Regions from separate parts of the Homo sapiens genome. Here region 1 is linked to region 2. The links are chromatin loops, found by intact Hi-C in ENCODE. Cell type or tissue: sigmoid colon. All regions are shown on one strand. Region 1 holds the start of PRKCG (protein kinase C gamma). Region 2 overlaps CACNG8 (calcium voltage-gated channel auxiliary subunit gamma 8).

Region 1 (2,500 bases), 96 kb after region 2:
CCCGCCCGGCCCCCACTCGCCCATTGGTGACCCCACCCGGCCTGCCCCTGCCTAGGACGGCTGGTGTTGTCATGGCGACGGCAGCCTGGGGTGGGGGGGGGCTCTGACTTTGCATCTCCAGCCCCCTCCCCCTTCCCCCCTTCAGCTCCCCTTTTCCAAATCTCCATGTTCCCATGGCAACAGATTCTCCAAATATCTGTCCCCACCTGGAGCCGGCCGAGGGAGGGGCCCCCAGCACCACCTCCGCGGTGGCCCCACCATCAAAGCTCCCTCCCCACCACAGGCTGTGTCTCTGCCACACCCCCCGCCCCGGGCTCCCCCGCGCCTCTCTGGGGACCAGAGAACACGTGTGTCAAGCAGCCTCAGCTGTGGGGCCCCAGCCTCCACCCTCCTGAGGGTCCCAGGAGCCCCGGTCCCCAGCTCTTACCTTGACATTGCAGGCCCTGCTTTCCGATACCCCTGGAAGAGTCAGGGATCCTAGGTCAGTGCAGAAAGGGGTACCTGGACCCCCAACCTCTGCGAGCCACAGGGGGCCTGCGCTCTCTGACCCTCCTCCCGCAGGGCCCAGGTGTCCAAGCCCCGGCCACCTCCTCTTTCTAGAACCCAGAAATTTTGGCCCCCAGCCCTTCTTCCCTTAGACTGGAGTTCAGCCCCCAGTTTCTTCCTCCTTCAGACCCAGGAATCCAGGCTCCCAGCCCCCCAGGCCCTTCCTCCCTCAGACCCAAGACTCCAGGACCTCTGTCCTCCAGCCTCCTCCTCCCTCGGACCCAGCACTCCAGGAACCAGCCTCCTCCTCACTGAAACCCAGGAGTCGAAGCTCCCAGCGTTCCCTGGCCATCCTAGAACCTGGGAGTCGGGACTACAGCCCCCTCCTTCTTCCTTCCACAGGGGTCGGCGTGATAGGAGTCTGCACCCCTAGTCCCCTCGTCCCCCAGTCCCCCAGCCCCCTTCCCTCACCAGATGAAGTCGGTGCAGTGGCTGCAGAAGGTGGGCTGCTTGAAGAAGCGAGCGGTGAACTTGTGGCTCTTGACTTCGTGGACCACCTTCTGCCTCAGGGCCCCCTTTCTGCAAAACAGGGGCCGGGGTCCCCCCTCTGAATCGCCTACGCCGGGGCCCAGACCAGCCATGGCCCCAGAAACGTAGCAGGGACCAGGATCCTGCCTTTCTTGGGGGAAACAGGTGGAAGGGAGAGGAGCTGGAGACTCGAAGGATCAAAGGAGCCACAGGGAAATTCCGAGGTGGGCAGGAGAGGGGCAAGGCACCTCCAGGTGCGGAGCGCGCCAGGCAGGGAGCGGCACCCCGGGCGCGCCGGCTCCGCCAGGGGGAGCGGGCGAGTGGGGAGGAAGAGCCAAAGGCAGGGGCGCCGGCAGCCGGAGGCACGGGCGGCGGCGGTGGGAGCTCCAGCTCCGGCACCTGCTGAAATGTGGGAGCCCCGGGTTGGGGGAGGCGTTGCCAGGACGACCGAGAGGGCGGGGTTTCGGCTTAAAGGCGCTCCCCTCCCGGAGACACGGGACAAATGTCCTCCCTCCCCGCCCCCCACACGTGCACACACCCACTCCGGGGGCTGGCTGGAGGGAGGGGCATCCTCTGAGCCTGGCTCCCCCCCACCACCCTGCAATCTGTCATCCTGCCCCGCGTTCCTCCCCCACTAGGGTGCCTCGTGTGTCCTGTGGGCGCCCTGGGGTCCCTGTGTCTGACCCTGCCCCTCTCCTTCCTTCAACAAACTTTATGCTCCACGCTAGGGGTCCAGCAGTGGACAGGCAGGGCGCTAAGGTTCTCACTTTCTCCGATGCCGGCTGAGTCTTTATTTCCTCCCCTGGCCTCTCCATTATTTGTGTAGCTCTCTGCCTGCGTGTGTCTTTCTTGTGACCTCTGTCCCTCTCCCTCTATTCCTGGAGCGAGCTTTCTCGATGTGTCTCTGTTTCTGCCTCTCAGTGGATCTGTTTTCTTTTCCCTGTCTCCGAGAAATGCTGTTTCTATTTCTTTCTATTTCTCTATTTCCTCTGCTGTGTGTCTCCATCTGTATCTGTCGCCATCTCTGGGTCTTGGTGTCGTGGTTCTTCTCGGGGTCTTGGTCTGCCTCACTGTGAATCAGTCTCCCTCTGTCTCTCCCTCTACGTCTGATAAATTCTTCCGCCTCTGTCTCCCTGAGTTTGTTTCTTTCCCTGTCTTTGTCTCTCTGGCTCTGTGAATCTCTATTCTCTCTCAGGCTGTGACTCTGTCTCCCCCTCCCTCTGCAACTTGATCTCTTTGGGAGTCCGTCTCTGTCTTCCTCTCTGGGAGTCACTCTCTAAATGCTTGCCCCTGTCTCTCCCTCTCTCTCCTCACCTCCACCCGTCTTTATAAATGCCTTTGTCTCTGTCTCTCTCCCTTCCTCCGGTTCTGCAACTCCGTCTCTGTTTTTGTTTGTCTCTTCCTATATCTCTCTGGTTCCATCTGTTTCTCTGTACTTGTCCCTCTCTGGCTCTGTTGATCTCTCTCTCTCTCTCTGATGCTAGGG
Region 2 (2,500 bases):
CCGCTTTTTCTGCCTGGCCTCATCTGTCTTCCTAAGTCTCTCTCCCACTTTTTCTCCCTGGCCTCATCTGTCTTCCTAGCCACCCCCACCCACAACTTTTTCTGTCTGGCTTCACCTATCTTCCTAGGTCTCTCCCCCCTCTTTTTTTTTCTGCCTGGCCTCATCTGTCTTCCTAGGTCTTTCCCCACCCCACCCCACCCCACCCCTTTTTTCGCCTGGCCTCCTCTATCTTCCTGGGTCTCTCTCTCCCCTCCTTTTCTGCCTGGTTTCTTCAATCTTCCAGGTTTCTCTTCTCTTCACTCCCTTCCTCTCCCTTCCTCCTTCCCTCCCTCCCTACCCCCTTTAGGCCTGACTTCGTCTATCTCTCTTTCTCCCTCTTTTCCTCCCTCCCTTCTTCCCCTTATCTCTCTCTCCCCGCCCCCACTCCCCGCCCCGCCCTCCTCTTTTTCTCTGCAGTCCTTCCTTTCCACCCACCCCTAAAACCCCAGGCAACTAGATTTTGCGATTTCGGAACCTGGCTGAGGCCGCAGCCAATCATCATTTAGGATTTGCCGCGTTCTCGGGGTAGCTACCAATGGCAATACAGGCTTTCCCAGCCGGCTCCCAGTAGTGGCCCGTCACCGCCGCAGATTGCCCCACAGCTCTGCGGCGCGGTGGCCAATCCCAGTCCGGGATTCCACAACCAGTCACGGCGCAGAGTCGCCGCGAGGGCCAAAGAGAGCAAAGCGGCCAATTAGCGCCCAGGATCCTCCCTCAGCCCGCCCCAAGGTGAGAGGAGGGGGCGGGAACGAGATCAGTCAGCCAATCGGGGACCAGAGGATCTCACTATCTGGACTCGGATTGGCTGGGAGGCTAACCTCGGCGTGTCGATCCAAGTGCCGGAGTCCCAGTGCCTTTTCCCGGCACCCACCCCGACGCCTTCCAGGCCCCGCGATTTGACCCACTCCCCACGTCTGTCCCGGACCCCCACGTACGGAGTAGATACTCCGCGCTGTCGTGGTCGTAGTCCGTGTCCTCCGGGAAATGATTGATCTTCACGCAGACGCCTCTTTTCAACCCTGGAGGAGCGGGGAGGGCAGTGGTGGGGGCGGATACTTCAGGGTTGGGGGCGGGGCAACCCCACTGACAACCGACCCTTCCCTTCCCCAAACCCCTTCTCTCTCTGGGCTGCTTGGGAGACCGCAAGTCCTGGCTCCTGAGCCCGACTCGTGATATGGGACAAACTTTCAACTTCTCTGGTCTGTTTCCCCGCCTGTTAAAGAAAAGAAGAAAAGCAAGGAAAAAAACCCAAAGTCTAACATCCTTGCAGCACTCACTGCAAGGCTACAGGACCTTGGTCCTGTAAGCTGCGCTAAGTTGCTCCAGCACTCTGGACTTCCGGCTCCCACCTCTGTAAGAAAGAGGGTGTTGTTGGCTTCAATAATAGCAAGGCGCTTCCCACCTCTCAATTGGTTGAAAAGTCTGGAAATGCGTGGGAAAAAAAACAAGGAAAGTGATGCGGAAGCCGATGAGGACTACATTTCCCATGAGACCCCGTGAAGTCTGGAGTCCAGTTGTGAGAAGAGCAGCCGCAGTGGATCATGGGAGTTGTAGTCTCTAGTCCTGTGGGGATGGGGAGAGAGAGGTTCCAGTCTCTTTCTGCAGGGAACCTGGAACCTTCTGGAGAGAAATGGAGTAGTTGAAGCAAGCAGAGGTGTGTGAGGGGTGGAGTATGCCTCTAGGGGTCATGCATCCTCATCTCCTTCCCCTCCTAAGATGCTCATCCTCAGCTATTTTCTCATCCTTGGGAACAGTTAATGTTTTACCACCTCTAGCACATAGCTGGAGAAAAAAATTAAAAATATAAGTATAAACAATGTAGTTTCCTCAACTGCCCAGCTCTGTCCAGTTCTGCAGACCTCTGCCCATGCTGTGGAACATTCCAGCTCACATTCTTTGCTGATGTAGTACTTTACCTGCAGCAGGCAGCTCAGGAGGCACCTTCTTGAGGAGGCTTTCCCTAGACACACACAGACACACATGCACACTCATTCCTCCCACCGAACTTGGGTCAGTTTCCTGCTCTGAGGTGCCCCGTAGGACATGCATTAGTTGGTAGATGATCTTCTTCGTCCTCGGTAAGCTGAGAGTTCCTGGAGGGGGTAGGGCATGGGAGTCCGATTCCTCTGTGTGTCCCAGCATTTCTTGGCAGTAGGCCTGGCACACGGGAGACCTCAAGAAATAAGGGCTGAGGCCGGGCACGGTGGCTCACACCTGTAATCCCTGCACTTTGGGAGGCCAAGGCGGGTGGATCACTTGAGGTCGGGAGTTCAAGACCAGCCTGACCAACATGGTGAAACCCTATCTCTACTAAAAATACAAAAATTAGCTGGGCATGGTGGCGGGTGCCTGTAATCCCAGCTACTCGGGAGGCTGAGGCAGGAGAACCACTTGAACCCAGGAGGTGGAGGTTGCAGTGAGCCAAGGCTGCACCATTACACTCCAGCCTGGGTGACAAAGC

What was found. Peaks named below come from ENCODE experiments on the same cell type or tissue, not always from the same donor. Only the 100,000 strongest peaks of a DNase experiment are listed, where the experiment ranks them.
Region 1: it touches region 2 in a loop (3-fold over the local background); 4 of 110 quality-filtered maps call a loop at or near these places.

What each region holds. Positions count from the first base shown.
Region 1 is chr19:53,881,122-53,883,621 of GRCh38, reverse strand. PRKCG (protein kinase C gamma) reads right to left here and starts at 1,425. Exons shown (of 18, transcript NM_002739.5): 1 at 958-1,425; 2 at 428-459. The coding sequence starts at 1,127. RefSeq lists an enhancer at 422-973. In sigmoid colon, CTCF peaks have their summits at 1,113 and 1,314 (motif pointing right); a DNase peak (open chromatin) is centred at 1,488; H3K4me3 peaks cover 699 bases; H3K27me3 peaks cover 2,039 bases.
Region 2 is chr19:53,976,704-53,979,203 of GRCh38, reverse strand. It overlaps CACNG8 (calcium voltage-gated channel auxiliary subunit gamma 8), which reads right to left. Exons shown (of 4, transcript NM_031895.6): 2 at 975-1,058. Among named protein-coding and RNA genes, the nearest start is that of MIR935, 4.4 kb to the left of the region's middle. In sigmoid colon, no CTCF peak of the experiment used is centred here; DNase peaks (open chromatin) are centred at 787 and 1,553; H3K4me3 peaks cover 970 bases; H3K27me3 peaks cover 2,500 bases.